2 separate regions of the Mus musculus genome follow, and region 1 is linked to region 2. Evidence: chromatin loops called from intact Hi-C (ENCODE). Cell type or tissue: heart. All regions are shown on one strand. Links, peaks and the distances in the headings refer to the core of each region. The heading gives the core; the rest is flanking DNA.

What was found. A loop is a pair of places that touch in the nucleus more often than their neighbours do. Peaks named below come from ENCODE experiments on the same cell type or tissue, not always from the same donor. Only the 100,000 strongest peaks of a DNase experiment are listed, where the experiment ranks them.
Region 1: a loop joins it to region 2, with 2.3 times the contacts of the local background. A loop is called at or near these places in 2 of 42 quality-filtered maps.

What each region holds. Positions count from the first base shown.
Region 1 is chr17:88,625,804-88,633,970 of GRCm38, reverse strand. Ston1 (stonin 1) reads right to left here and starts at 7,416. Exons shown (of 4, transcript NM_029858.2): 1 at 7,109-7,416. In heart, for the core only: a CTCF peak has its summit at 3,970; DNase peaks (open chromatin) are centred at 3,820, 4,440, 4,910 and 6,660; H3K4me3 peaks cover 1,401 bases; H3K27ac peaks cover 3,421 bases.
Region 2 is chr17:88,438,134-88,446,300 of GRCm38, reverse strand. It overlaps Foxn2 (forkhead box N2), which reads right to left and starts at 5,597. Exons shown (of 6, transcript NM_180974.5): 1 at 5,417-5,597. In heart, for the core only: a CTCF peak has its summit at 4,254; DNase peaks (open chromatin) are centred at 4,340, 4,690 and 5,640; H3K4me3 peaks cover 2,935 bases; H3K27ac peaks cover 2,175 bases.

The sequences.
Region 1 (8,167 bases), core at 1,946-6,945, 190 kb before region 2:
TCTTGTCCCTTGTACTTTCCATGGACATCCCTGTTCTTAGTGACCCAGGCCCACCGTTCCTTTTACTTGGGGTCTTCAATTCTCTTAACTACTAAAACTTCAGGTTTCTCAAAAACATTGCCTGCCTCAAATATTTCCTGATACAACCTAATCATCATGAGTTGGCTAAAATTTCCCAGAGAACAACAATTAAGGCCTTCAGCCTCCACATCCAGAGCCCCTTGTCCTGATTCGCCTGGGTTGGCTGCTTGGATGGCCTGGGCCAGAGCAGTTTGTTCCTAGTAGACATCAGAGCCATTTCCTTCTCTAGTAATGCCCTCAATCCATTTCCCAGACATTTTTACCAAAGTTTATATGAGGACAAATATGGTATAGACAAAGGCAAAGTGGACAAGCATATAAGAAGAGCAACGCCATCTGTATACTAGAAAGTCCGAGATGCAGTATTCAGGTTGACACAGGTGCTCCTGTGGCCAAAGCTGCGTCATACAGTCATGTTCACAACCATGTCATACCTGATATAATTAATTCAAGGCCAACCTGGGCTACACAGTGAGTTCAGCCTGGCCTGAGCTACAGAGCAAGCATCTGTCTCAAAAAACAAAAACAAAAACAAAAACAAAACCAAGCAGGGATGGAGAGGAGCTGATTTGACTCGCAGCACCCATATGGTGGCTCACACGCATCTGTAACTGCAAGCCCAGTCCATGGGATCCAACCAAGGCACGTTTCAGGCATGCATGCAAGTAGGTACAACGCTCACACTCATTCGCAGAAATGTGTGCGCATGCGTGCAACTAGGCGCGGTCCTCATAATCATCCACAGAGAGTAAAAATAAACAAGACCTTTAAAAACAAACAAATAATAAATAAACAAGTCAAAAACACAAAAGGCAAATTGCGTAACGATAAAGCAGTCAGTGCACAAGGAAGATACAATAATTGTAAATGTCTGGCACCCAGCATTAGAACCCCAAGACCAAGGGAGCAAGGACTGACAGTCAGGAAGGAAGAACTAGACAGCTAAATATAACGCTAGGGGATTCAGGATCCCAGATTCATAATAGAGGCAATACCCAGGTAGACTGTTAATCTTTACAAAGAAGTCTTGAGCAATCCCATCCACCAAATGAGCTTGCCAGACGCACACAGCATCCCAGCACAGACTAGAGCGGACATACCTTCTCAAGCACACATGGAGGAGTACAACAAGGAAGAGTGCATTATCTTAGACCACATGACAAGCCTTAAACTTAGGAAAACTAAAGTAACATAAGCACTTCTGTCTTATACAGGTGGGGAGGGGGTTCCTAGAAATCAATAGCAAAAGGGGAACTCTTGCTTTTGTTTTTCCACCAATGCAAATTGACAAACAAGCGAATTAATATCAAGTGAAGACATTGTGCAATCATGGTTTCAAACAGAGGGGGATGTAAGGGTAAGCTAGAAAATACTGTGAGACAGAAACACAGTCGGGGGTGGTGGCGCACGCCTTTAACCCCAGCACTCTGTGAGGCAGAGGCAGGTAGAAGTTCCAGGCCAGCCTGGTCTGTAAATCAAGTCCAGGACAGCCAGGGTTACACAGAGAAACCCCGTCTCAAAAAAGAAAAACAAAACGAAACAAACAAAACAAGCAAAAAAAAACAAAGAACCAAAACAAAGCAAAATCTCACAGATTTCTAAAATCCGCAATGAAAGTCATGCTAACAGAAAAGACTACAGCCATAAATGGCTACACTAAAAATAAGGGTAAGCTCAAAGAAATTCCACAGCTCTATGCTTCAAGAAGCTAGTCAACAGACAAGCTAAAGGAGAGTTAGCTCAGGTAAAACTAACAGAACAGCAGGGCTGAGACGCATGCAGAAAGAAGACAAGAGGACGAAGAGCGAGCCTTTGAGCCAGTGCTGTTGAAAATGGATGAAAATGAAAAACACAAGATATTTGAAGTCAGCTTCAGAGAGCAGAAAGTGAAGCAATGAATGTCAGAGCCTGGAAAGGGGACAAAAGGGGAGCCACTGTTTAGAGGGTATAGCATTTCATCTGTGCTGGGGCTCAGGCAGTCCACACAGTCCTGTTGAAAACGTGTAAGTCCTTACAGCTAGTTTAGTGAACAATGGAAAAAGGAAATTAGAAATAAAAAGCATTCCAGTGGAAGTCACAAAAATAAAAAGGATTGTACAAGACTGTGGGTAGACCAACCAATAGGAGAGCTATTCTGCACTATTCACTTAAAGTTGTGTTACAAAGGACAGACTTCATGTGCCTTCCCACAGACACTCCCCACACACACACTGCTGGGGTGGGGTGGGGATTTAGGGGGACTTTATGAGGAGCATACACAGGAAGGTTGGGGGCATTTGACTCAAAGCTTTGTTTGTTTGCTTGCTTTTGTTTTTCAAGACAGGGTTTCTCTGTGTAGTCTTAGTGGTCCTAGAATTGACTCTGTAGACCAGGCTGGCTTTGAACTCAGATCCGTCAGCCTCTGCCTCCTGAGTGCTCAGATTAACCACCTGGCAAGTCAACTGAATCAAATCACTAAGTCTTCATTGGAATGATTACTAGGTAGTCACTTTGTTAGTGAAGTGGAAAGCTAGAAATCCAATAAGTTTATAACACACTTCCACCCCATCCACCCACCCCCAAAATATGTGAAGTTTATCATTCAGAGGGTCTTGACTCACGGCCTATCAAACAACCTGTGCTGTGTGTGCATCCATACATTCCTCTATACATACATTCCTCTGTACAGACTGAAGTCCCCCATCAGTAAAGGGCTACATTCCTGTACATAGCCTGAAACCACCCATCAGCAAGGAGAAAAAAAAAAATCAGGACTGACTGAGATACAATTCATAGGCCACTTTCAAAAAACAAAAACAAACAAACAAACAAAACCAGTGTGCACTTATGTACTTTTTAGATTAATAACAGAGTTGTTTGTCCATTGCCGCCAACTTCAAAACATTCCTCCTGCTCCCAAAACAAACCCTAGACCAACCCCAGGCACTCTCCAGCCTCCCCTTCTCCTGGGCCCCGGAATTCACTAACCTACCCTCTATCTTTATGAATTTGTCGCCTCTATGAACATTTCTATTGAGCAAATGCTGTCTCCTTTGGTATAACATAAATTCTTGAAATTAGTCTGAAGACACCAAAGGTGAGGAGCTTTAAGAAGCACATTCCTGAGGGTAGTGAAGTCACAGGAATCCTGGGCACTGCTCTGCCACTGGCTGGCTGAGTGCCCGGTCTCTTCAAAAACCAAGGGTTGGTTACACTAGAACAGTTTTTGGAGTTCTTTCCAGCATTAAAGCAATTCTATGGCAATTGATATCCAAATCAAATGTGTATGTTCAAAAGCAAAAACTATTCCCCACTCAGTTCCAGGACCCTCAGGGCAGAGAAGCCCAGTGCTGGGACTGTAACTCAGGACGAGTATTCTACCACTGAGCTACACCCATTATTTTGAACCCTCCTAGAAGGAGCCCCATTGGACGGAAAAACTGAGACCTGCTGGCACAAAGCTGCTGGGTAAAGCCTCTTTCCTCCCTCTGGGCCCCTGCTTGTTTGATTCACTCAAGCTTGGAAAAGAGCTGACACAAATAAATAGAAGGGGGAGCCTAGGACTGGGCTGAAAACAAAGGCCTCTGCGCATTCCTGGGGGCTCTAAACCCACAAGAAGGGGCTTGAGGCCAGGCCAAGGCCGGGGTGGAGGGCAGGGGGAGGGAACCTCACCGTCGGGCTCTGCCCAGCAGAAGCAATGGCCAAAAACATCAGCCCCTGGGACCTGGCAGAGCCACCAGGAGGATCAGAGGTCCAGGCCCATCCTCGCCCCACCCTCAGAAGGAATCCAGTCCAAACAGCCCTTCGGAGGACAAGACGTCCTGCAAATATTTACTCCAGCAGAGTTTATTATGTTAGAAGACAGATGAGAGATTTCAGTGCAGTCTTGCTGGGATCCCCGCCTAGCGTCTGCCCCTTCTGGTTTCCCTGGGTAGTTTGGGAAGATGGGTGTAGTTTATTTTTCTCTGCCTCTTGTGAGACAAAGAAACTGATTTACACACACACACAAAGAAATTAGCCCATTGCTTTGTAAATGGACGTACCTCTACCCCCACCCCCATTTTTTTGCACACCTTATATAATACCTATGATCTTGAACCCCAAATCCATGCAAAGATTTCTCAATCCTGGCTCCCCAGCCAGTGGTCAGTCTGCCTCCAAGGTCTCTGGTTGGTCCTCTACAGATGGGACCTCAGTGGGAGGCTGGTCTGGTTCCCTCAGTGCTCTGTCCCCTCCTGCCTGCTGCACATCTCTCTTATCTCTGCTTCCCCTCCCTCAGTATCATCCTTCTCCCACATCCCCTTCCAGTCAGCTAGCCCAAAGTCAACAACTAGTGCTCCAACCAAATGCTTTCCTTTCTCCAACCCCGTCCCTACCCCAGAGCCTGGCTCAGAAGGCCCTAGGCCTCTGGCAGGGGAGGTAAGCACGAGCGAGCTTGGCAACAATCTTCCTTCCATGGTTCCTGCCCACAGCTGCTTCAGAGCGCTGGAAGGCAGCTCAGCTTAGTGCAGTCTCCCTTTACCTCCCCCCGCACACCCCCAACCCACCCCTTCCTCCCGCAGCGCCCCCCACCCTTGTCCCCTCCCGCTGCCGCCATCTCCTCTGAGTCCCTCACAGCCACCCCCACCCCGTGTTGGCAGCCACTTGGATCAGAACAAGCTCCTGCCTCTCTTGATACCCCTCCCCCCTACTCACTACTGACAGCCATGCATGAGCAATATCTCATTTAAACAGCATTTGGGCATCTTCCAAGGTCTGGAATCTAGTTGGTTCAGGGCCCAGGAATTCCTGTCTCCTTCCTATCTCTGCTACTTCCTTCAGAGGCAAAGATTCCTCTGTCTGACTCAGGCTCCTTCCCTGCCAGTGAGGCCATGGCCTTCCTGTGGCCCCAACCCTTCAGAGGTCTGTGTGCAGTCCATCTGGATTAGGAGCGAACTTCTAGAACATAGCTCCAGTTAGGCCCAGAAATATGGCAGGACACCAAGATCCTATCTAGGGCATAGAAATTTTATTATGGCAGAAATTTCTAGAAACCCGTTTTTGATATTTAAGACTCCTCAGGGAGATGTTTGCTTCTCTGTAAAACAACAGTTTCTTCACAGTAGCCAGTCTCATAGCGGCTTTGGGACGACTGAACTTGAGAGCAAGTTAAAAGTAGCTGTGTTTGGCTATTCACATCAGGAAAAACGGGGCTGCAGGAAACCATGACACAAGCCTTTTCCCCTTCAACAAATCTATCAAGTGCATTCAGAATCTGCTAAGAGTTTAACCCCCTCCAAATTAGGGGATCTCCACAGCAATTACCCCTACCCTGTTCTAAAGGGTGGGCTAGAAACAGAATAGGCTACAGCAAAGCTAAAAAAAAAAAAGATACATTATTCTTTCTGCCAGTTAAGAAATCAAACTCTTGTACTACAGAGATAACCACAAATAAGGAGATGGCTCAGTGGGAAAAGTGCTCACCATGCAAGCATAAGGTCCTGAGTTTGAATCCCCAGAACACAAATAAAGCCAGGCACAGCAGAAAGGAGAGAGACAGAGAGAGACAGAGACAGAGACAGAAAGAGACAGAGACAGAAAGAGACAGAGACAGAAAGAGACAGAGACAGAGACAAAAAGAGACAGAGACCGAAAGAGACAGAGACAGAAAGAGACAGAGACAGAAAGAGACAGAGACAGAGAAACAGAGAGAGACACAGAGAGAGATAGAGAGAGTAAGTGTGGGTGCGTGTGTGTGTGTGTCTGTGTGTGTGTGTGTGTGTGTGTGTGTATGTGTGTGTGTGTTCCCAGCATGCCTATGGCCAGTGGAAGCTCAATAATCAGCTAACACGGCCTGGTATACACAGAAGCAAATGAGAGACCCTACCTCAAACTGGGTGGAAGTCGAGGACCACCCAGGTTATTCTCCAGCCTCCACACTTAAAACAGGGCACTGACACCAGCACTCACATAGATAAACATGTAGGCATGCACACATGCACCATACATACAACCCACACACAAGATAAAAGCAACAATACCTTACCTTCAACAATAACATTATCACATGCCTTGCAGGTTCGAAGCTCTACTATGAAACATCATCTCTAAGACTATCCCAGGATAAACTTTCAAGTCAGAGGGAAACACTGCCTGTTCTTTCAGTCAGCTTTATCAAGCAGAGATCCTGTCTCATTTGTAAAGACATTTTCTACTTTTTCTACAAAAATCCGGCAAAAAGTACAGAACTCCATACATTGTTGATAAAATAACCTCAAGTGGACTTTTCTCCTTTTTCTAAAAGCTCTAAGCACACACACACACACACACACACACACACACATGCAGTTCAAAGAGTCATTGAATTTTAGCATTAAGAAGAAAGTGCGACTAACAAAACATTTACCAACAACTCTTGTCTAACAGCTGCACATAGGTCTCGTCTTGTTTAACACCCGGCGCTTCAGAGGAGTCAGAGAGGTTAAACTACTTGCCAAAAGTCACGCAGCTCGCAAGAGGCAGAACCTGGCTGAAACCAGGTCTGTTAGATGCCAAAGTCCAATACTCCCAAGATCCCTTTGACCTCCTGGCAGGGAGGTTGTCACTGCCACACCCTTCCTCAAGGAAACAGCTCCCAGCTGCCGAGGTCCCTCCCTAGAGCCAGGAACTAAAGAAGGGTGAGCCTGGAAAGAGTTTGTTTCTCACCTACCACAGGTGTCTTGGACCAACAAGCTTTAGGAAAGGCAAACTCTGGGACAGACACCCCTGCAACACCCCAACCCCCAACCCCAAGAGTCCAGCCACGATCAGGCTAGGCTCACTTCTGAGACTACCTTTATTAACTCAGGCCAACCTGCTTCCTGTCCCTACTTGACTGGCCCTTCAGAGCAGTCTTGGTGCACCAATTGCCCAAATTCTATCTTGCTCCTTACACAGTCCTTCCGTCCCCTCCGCACGGCCCAGGGTCCCTCTATTCTGCTGTTCTTTGCCCTCAGCTCTTCTAGCCCAGCTTCCTTTTCCTTGGCCTTTCCTCAGAAACCATTCAAGGAAGGAATGTACAAAGCTCTACCATCTCCTGAAGATTGTTGAAATCCGACTCGGGGGCCTTCAGCTGGTAAAGCCACATTCCGGATCATTTGTGGCTTTGTCTCCACGTCACTGCCGGTGTGTGGAGAGGAACAGACTCCTTTTACATGGTCCCTAATGTATACTCCTCCATACATTCCAGATGTTGGGGGAGGACAGACGCTGAAGCCGTCCATCCCTGGAAGCTATCAGCTGTACCCCATTGTCATGGTCAGGCAGACTCCCGCTTCAGCCTCTGGGCTCTTACCAAGGCTGAACTTCTCTGACTCTGGCTTTTTGCTCTGTAACAATGCTGAACAATCTAAAGAAAGAATGTCTTAGGGTCAATATCCGCTTGGCTTCATTGGCTGCCCTCCCAAATAAGGAACTCTCAGATTCCTGCATTCCAGACTCCTCCAAAGCTACTTTGTAACCAGATGGACCCTGGCTGCCTCAGTGAAGCCTCTCCTGTGTGCTCTGGGAGGGCTGGGACCCTCAGGGTTGGTACTCAGGAAGCCAAGCCCACAGTGAGGGCATTATGAAGAATTCCCCGCCCCCCCCCCTCAAAAAAAATTTGCTGTGATGGTGTGGTGACCAGTCCCAGGGAAGTTTTCCCTTGAAGAGTTTGAAACGAAAACAAAAGGAGCATGTGCGCGCCTTGCCCCCATCTAGGTCACTCCAAGGCCAAGGCAGCACGGGCCGTTTTATGAGCACATATGTTGCGCACCCCATACTATTCAATCACAGATGTGCAATATTTTATTCATGTGACAGGAAATACCATTTGCACAATATTAAACCACAGCCTAGTCTCCCAGCCTCAAAAATTATCAGCTTTGGTCTCAGCTCCATTCCCCAGCCCATCCCTCCCTTGTGGCCATTAGCCTCCCCATTTCCCAACTCTCTTCTAAAGCTTTTTCCTTATCTGTCCACTTCCTCGGTTTGGAGAGTAGTGACAGATGCTCTCTGACCAGACTCCTACCAAGTTCAAAGCCTGCTTCTAAAAGCGTCCCACCAACTGCCCATCAAGACCTGAGAGAATGTGAACAGTGTTTAAGTTTGC
Region 2 (8,167 bases), core at 1,243-6,242:
AGCAAAAGGACAGCTATTTTTATGGCACACATACTAAAGTTGTATGATAGTAGCTTACAAATGGCTACTTAAAAGAGCTTTGTTTAGACTTTCAGGGCTTTGGTAACTTTGTATGTATAAATGCTAATGAAATCAAAAGACACAGCAAGCCAATAAACCCTACTTTATGATGACAGCAGACAGACCTCCTTGGGTATAAAAATGTCTCTTGCTCACAACTCCAGTCTTAGCACTAAGTACAGTAGATGCTCACAAGTATTTGCCCAGGTTGTTTGTTTGTTTGTTGCTTTATGTAACAGAAAATTAGGTTGAGGGAAATTAAAAAAAAAAACATATCAATCAAAATTGGGTCAAGACCTGTGAACAGGAGCTGTACTTAGTACTTTGCTTCCAAAGCAGCTCTGGAGCGTGAGGAATGTAAGTGAGGAACGCAAAGGCCATAGTCAGTGATGGTTACCCATGGCACGGCAAGTCAGCATGCACCCTTACTGTCTATACTATACAGGCACTTCACCTGTTTACCTGCACTAAACCAACAGCCAAGCCTAATCCTGAGAAATATATCAGGTAATCTCAATTCAAGGACATTCTACGAAATTCCTAAAAACTAGTTGTGGAATAAAAAGGGACATTAGAGAAAAATCAGGCAAATTTGAATGATTTATCTAATTAACAGTAATACTGGAATCTTGTTTCCTTGCTTGTGACAACATACCAGAGTGTGTAAAACGCTAATCAGACAAACTGGGTAAGGTTTTGCACGTTTATGTATTATCAGTAACACCAAAAGAATGATAAAGTCTACAGTAGTCACCTCAAACCTCCCTGTCACCATAGCTAATGCCTGTTACATTCTAGTTTCCCAAGCAACATTTTAGTCCTCAGTACTAACTGCTAGCTCTTAAGAAAATTCATACTAGCCGGGCATGGTGGCGCATGCCTTTAATCCCAGCACCCGGGAGGCAGAGGCAGGTGGATTTCTGAGCTCGAGGCCAGCCTGGTCTACAAAGTGAGTTCCAGGACAGCCAGGGCTACACAGAGAAGGGCTATACAGAGAAACCCTAACCCTGTCTCGAAAAATCAAAAAAACAAACAACAACAACAACAAAAAATTCATACCACTAGCTGTCACCTCTGCATTGCCCCCAAGCTCTGTGGGCCACTCCTACAGGTCGTGTTCACCCTGCCCGCTCCCATTCATCTACATTCAGCTGACTAAACTAAGCATCCTGACTATTAACACCAGCCCTAACTTCATCCCATCGTTACTTTTTCCTTCAGTAGTACTCTTTCCAGTTCCTCCCAGTTCTCTGAGTGCTGGACCACACCGAGTCAAAGGAGTCTTCCTCAAAAGAGGATTATTTCATATTCCAACTCATTCTGGAGGAAATGAGACCATATTTAAATTCAAAAGTAGTTCTTCTCTTCCCACCTTTACTTATAAAAACAGATCTTTCTATTCAACTTCACACCTCACACCACAAATCTTACTTTTTCTTTATTCAGACTAGGCAGAGAGTATATATCTAAAATAAGGCTCTAAGGGTGTCTTGCTGGCAAATAATATATTCTATGTAACTTGCTGTTCAAGGACGTATCTTTTAATTAGGGTAACAAAACCTAACAGATAATAAAACATGAAGGAATCCCTCTTGTCCAGCTCCACGCACTGCTCTTTTGATGGAGCTTACTTAGCACATGGTATTCAATATGGTTTTTTTTTTTTAATTTTGTTAAATCAGTGAGGCAGTAGAGAATGCTACAGCCTGAAAGAATTATATGCTATTACAAAAGGGAAAGAATTTATGGTTGAAAGTAAAGATGGATCTAGAAGTCTGTGATTCCAAGGCTCATAGAACAATCAGTATTTCAGCCAGGCCTTACACTGGAGTGTCCAAGTGTATTTCCAACAGATAAAAAGATACTGTCAACATAAATATAAATTGTAGTACCATGCTGAGGTATAATAATTAAGTTTCTGCAGAACAGTAGAATATTAAGATGGGAGAAAGAAGACTGGAACCAAAGTGTGAAAGTTAACAAAATAAATTTCTTATGCAAGCTTAATTTAAAGGGGGGAGGGGGAGGGGTAGTGGTACACGCCTTCATTCCCAGCACTTGGAAGGCTGAGGCAGGTGGATCTCTGAGTTTGAGGCCAGCCTGGTCTACAGAGAGAGTTCCAGGAACCAGCCAACCAACCAAACAAACAAAATAAATTAATAATAAACAGAGGGTGGCCATTTGGGCGACATTATTAGCATAGAAGTTCTCCCGTAGAAATCAACACCTGCCTTTTCCAAGAAACCTCTCCTACCCTCCCAAGTTTTCTACGACTTCCTTCCCCGCTGACTCTCTTACACTCACTCTTAATCTGACTTTTAGTACGGTTTAACTCCTTGTACTGTCTCAGTTGTGTTTTACTTCTTCAACCTCAAGCCCTGGGCACTCAAAACTATAACTGGAAGACTGTTTGCATTTACATAAAACCCAGTTATTAGTACACAATCTAAAACCAACAACAAAAAAACAGACAAAAAAAATATCACTCTTAAGTTAAAAAAAAAAAAGGACATGAATTTGGGTGGGTGCAAAGATGTGGGTGGATCTGGGGAGTTCCACTGTATGACAGTCTTGAAGAATAAAAATATTATTTTAAAAATAACCATTCTTTTGAGTTGTTAAAACAAACAGCAACGAAACACATAAAGTTAACTGTGGTGGTACACACCTATACAACCAGCTCTTGGGAGACAGAGGCAGGTGGATCAGGAATTTAAAGTTGTCCTCATCTACACGAGAGGCTGATCTCGTCAAGGTCCTGTCTTGAACAAACAAACCGAAACTACATGCAAGCAAGCAACCCAGGTGATGCACCCTACAATTCCAGCATCCATGGTGCAGAGAGGCAGGTGGTTCTCTGAGAACTGCAAGCCAGCCTAATCTACATAGCAAGTTCCAGGACAGCCAGGGCTCCACAGTGAGAGCTTGTCTCAAAACAAAAGAGCCAGGCAGTGGTGGCGCATGCCTTTAATCCCAGCACTTGGGAGGCAGAGCCAGGCGGATTTCTGAGTTCGAGGCCAGCCTGGTCTACAGAGTGAGTTCCCAGGAAAGCCAGGGATACACAGAGAAACCCTGTCTCACAAAACAAAACAAAGCAAAATAAAACACACACAAAAAAACAAAAACAACAAAAGGAAGCTGCAGAAGCAGGAGGGTCACGCCAACTTTGAAGCCAGCCTGGACCACAGAGTGAAAGCCTTCTCAAAACACACACACACACACACACACACACTTGCTGTTTGAGTATTACTTTTAAATTTCACTTTACTTTAAACTGTTTGCAGTGTTCCAGGCTTCCGGCTTTATGTAAATGTCTCTTCACTTCTCTTCAGTTCGTTTACTTTTCTTCCTCAACTATGAACTGTTCTCAGTGGTCAGTGCACACTCACTTTCCAGCCTATCTTCTTTCCTACAGAAAGCTTTACACCCTCTTCGATACCTTCATTAACTTCACTAGAACATTCAAAAGCCCAGTAAACGAAGTCCGAACCATTTCTCCAGAACTCTATAAATGTAAGGGGTTTCCTTCTTAATGGTTTAACAATAACGTAAAACTAAGTAATAACACAAACATGCCATAGAAACAAATTAAAATTGCCGATCAAAAAAATGACGCATGATCTAGACTGTAAAGACATTCTAAATCTTCACTCTCCAGTAGTTTATTTTTTTAACTTTAATCATTTTCTCTTTCACTTTTATATACTATAATTTCCACCTATGAATTCTGCTCAAATCTGACTACATACAAAACTAGTATTTATCCTTAAAAAGATAATTTCATTGCTAATCTGTGTAAAAAGAAACAAATGAGTTTTTTTCATAAGCCCGAAATAATGCCAGAATGTTATCATTTCAGATTCATTAGAATCGCTCGTTATTGGCTTTGAAATTAAAACGATTTTTCTAAAGAGTCGGGGAACTCTTTTTATAAAGACATTGCCCTGTCGCTCTTTGAAGATACCTAACACTGCTGAAATTTTAAGATGAATCATCAAAGTTGCAGCGAATGGCAAAAATGGCAATAGACACCTTACCAGAATTGCAAAGGAAAGCCATTCTACGATTCAGGTGAAACAACTAGATGTGATCGGTTCGGCTTTTTCCACTTCCTCTTATTAGAGCGCAGAAGCCAAGACTATACCATTACAAAGCCCCTGCTGCGAGAGAAGCCTCAAGCTCTCTGGCCGCTAGAGCACTCTATTGCACTCAGCCGGCCACGTGGCTGTCACAATCAGAAGACAGGAGAAAAGAGCACCAACTAACCTGGAAATAATTAACCGCTCACAGCGGAGTTGCAAGTAGGGGAAAAAAAAAAAAAGTCTGTCATTTCTCTGCACTTATGACTCCTCCCACCGCCACCCAAAAGGTGGAAAAAGGAAAGCTTTAAAGCAGAAACCAAGTGCAAGAAGATCTCGAGAGCGCGGCTTCCCAATGAAATTGCTACCCCCAACTCGCGTGAGGTGCGGCGGTGGGAACCCAGGCATTTTGCCGGAGGGCAGCCGGGGGCGGAGTTTGCAGTGCAAGACCGAGCACCGAGCACGTGGACTCCCTGCCCCTAACCTCCCCGGCTCGGCTTCGGGCTGCCGGGCACTGCACGCCGGCCGGCACCCAAGCTCAAGGCCGCGGACCACCGCGCACCCTCCCGGCCCGAGCGCCGGGCCGGAGGGCAGAAGTAACCTCGGCCCCGAAGGAGATGGCGAACAGGAAGTGCACATGTTGCAACGCCGAAACAGTCCAAGTCCCACCCCCACCCCACCCCACCCCACCCCCGGCCCGGGCCAGCCAGGCTTGGGGGCGCCTCCGGCCGCGAGAACCGGGCTGGGGTCGCCACCCCACATCGGGGCCCCGCGCCCGAAGTTTACGCGAGTCCTCCTGGGCACTACTTCTCCGGGCCCAGCCATCCCGCCCGGGCCGGGCCGGGCCCCGGACTGGGACTCCACGCCGCGCGCGTCCCGCTCGGATGGGAGCCGGAGCGGCGACGTGGCTGGCGCGGGCTCCCCGGGACTCTTAGAGCAGCAACTCCCGGGGTCGCAGGTTTCCGCCTGGGCGTCCTCTGCCCTCTGTGGCTCCGACTGCGCGACGCCCCCTCCGGTACGGTCATTACCTCGGGAGAAAACTCCTAACTCCTCACTCCCGGGGACCCGTGCTCGCCTCGGTTCCACACCCCCGGGGCAGCCCACGCTCTGCCGGAGCCGCGCGCCGGGTACACCCCCGCGCAGGGGCGCCAATTCTTCCCGGGACACAAAAATGTCCCGGCGCGTCACGGGACAGCCGCCTCCGCGCCCCCACGCCCAGCGCCGGCCGCACACGCTGCCTCCGCGCCGCGCCGCGCCGCGCGACCCCGGGGACTCACCGTCACTCAGCCGCCGCGAACCAGAGGCGAGGGCCGGGCCGGGCCAGACACAATATGGCAGAGCACCGCAGCTGCTCCCGTGGCTCCCAGCAGCCGCCTCCGGGACACCCAGGCGCGAGCAGGCAGTGGCAGCTGCGGTGGCGGCCGCCGCAGCACCACATCCCCCCCCCCCCCACCCCTCCCGCCTGCTCGCTTCCTCCCCTCCTCCCCGCCCCGCTGCCATGACAACGCGGCGCCAAGGCGCTTGGCCCCGCCCCTCCTTCCGTCCCGCCTCCCGCAGCCCGCCCTTGCCTCGTCCCGCCTCCTACCAGGGCGGCGGCCGCCCCTCCGAGCTGTCGTCCTGCAGGCGGGTGGGGGGGAAGGTGGCGTCCGGAAGGGTGGAGCGGGCTCGGAAGGCAAAGCGAGGGGACGCTGAGGTTTACGGAGCTGGGCGTGCAGGCGGGAAAATGAAAAGCCCTCGCCTGTCGCCCGGAAGGACCTATGGGAGGGCGACCGAGGCGCGGCGCGGCTGCTGAGTGGACGAGCTGGCGCGGGACGCGCGAGTGTCCGCCCGCGACGCGTGTGCTGGGGCTGCCGCGACGGCCCGAACAGCCCCTTGGCTTTGAAAGTGTGGGGACCGGGAAGCTTTCTTGAGAACAACGCTACCTTCTTCTGACTGAAGTGCCGTGGAAACTCTATGCAGAGCAGATTTTAGAGGGGAAATGGGGCTTTGGAATCAGATCCAAATTTTACTAAAGATTTTCTGAGACTCTGTCTCCCAAATTAAAAACCAGTAATAAAAGGCAACACAGCAACAACAAAAATGTACAGAGCTCTCACTAATTGCTGTGTACAGTAATAAGGACTTAATATGCATTGTACACGTATTGCCTACACTGTATTGCGGGTACAGTGCTGCTAGATAAAACGGGAGTGGCCAGTTAATTCTGAATTGCAGACAAATGTAGAATAATTTTTAATGTTAAGGACATTCCCTTCGGGGTATACTTTCTGGTTGCTTCATGTTTTAGTGAATCTGCCAACTCTACAATTTCAGGAATTCCCTTTACATAGAAGGAAACTGAAGCCTAGAAGTAGCCTATCAAACTGCCCTTGGCAGTGAAGGTTTATGTATCAGTACTGGGTAGGGTGAGGCTGGAGGAGTGCCAAGATTTAGAGGTCACCCTGGCCTTCATAAGAAGTTTCTGTCTCAGCTGCGCGGTGGTGGCGCGCGCCTTTCATCCCAGCACTCGGGAGGCAGAGGCAGGCGGATTTCTGAGTTCGAGGCCAGCCTGGTCTACAGAGTGAGTTCCAGGACAGCCAGGGCTACACAGAGAAACCCTGCCTCAGAAAAAAAAAAAAAAAAAAAAAAAAAAAGAAGTCTGTCTCAAAAGGAAAGCAGGGTATAGTGCCTCATTCCTGTAATCCTGGAACTTGGAAGGAGGACATAGGAGACTCAAATGTTTAAGGCCATCTACATAGGGAGAGAGAGAGAGAGAGGACTATTCCATTGAATTTCTAAAAGAAAACTATAGTTTGAGTTTACTGTTATCATTATGAACCTGGAAATTAAACCTTTCAATTTCTATACCCAGTTCTTTAAAAACCATGCTACTGATACCTGTTTCACACAGATATAAATGGATTAAGAGAAAGGGTCTCTAAAACGGAGACATTGCCCGTCTGCTTGCTCAACAAAGCTTCATTTGGTTCCTGATGAGGGGATGTTGACTATTCAATGTCTTTGCATATAAAATGACTGAAGCAGGCTATCTGCTCGCAGTAAAGTAGATGAGCTGTGAATATGGCAGAGATGCAGAGGAATTGTAGGCACCCCGATGTACAAGAACAAAGCCAGAAATATTTGATTCCCTCATTCCACAAACAACATTATTCGTATGATCCATGTAAGCTCGCCTACCAGTTCTATTTCATTTTGTTTTGTTTGTTTGTTTTCTTTTCAAAGTCCCGGAGAATCCCAGTTTTCTTCAGAGTACGAAATCTCAGGGCAAATGTAAGATGTGCTTCAGCGGAGGAGCAACATCTACTGCAAATCTCCTTACATAGCATCACTGTTGCCCCCCACTCATGTAGACAAATTAAAGAAGATACAGAAGAAAGAGCACGAGAAGGAAAGGAAGAGCAAGAAAAGTTGGCTTTTAAGAAACCAAGTTCAGCCAGGGGTGGTGCTCGCCTTGAATTCCAGCACGTGGGAGGCAGAGGCAGGCAGATCTCTGTGAGTTCAAACCCAGCCTGATCTACAGAGAGAGTCCCAGGACAGTCAGGGCTGCACAGAGAAACCCTGTCTCAAAACAAACAAACAAACAAACAATAACGACAAAAAGCAGCCACAACGTCAGTGTCTCAGCCAAGGTTATCTGCTAGCCTTTCACCTTCTGACAAAGATGGACTAATATTGCTAGTACAGTATTTGAAATACAGAATGAACTTATATTTTATGTAGTTCTTTCTCCCATTCATCATTGCATCTATTTTAAACTCAAGTAGCTAAATGCTCTTCCTGAACTCCGAAGGAATCATAAAATTTGAAAGCTGCAGATAGTTCAGAGATAAATCACCCCAGGAGCCAGCCTACCATAAAATAGATAAACTCAGAAAAAAATATACCTATCCAAGGTCAAGTAATGAATTTTCTGCATCTTCATTCATTAAGCCCTTTTGCTGGTCCCCTGCCGTGACTGACCACACCCAGACCACACTCAGACCACAAGCCTGGGCACCTTTGTCCAACCTCAACCTGTAAAGTTCAAG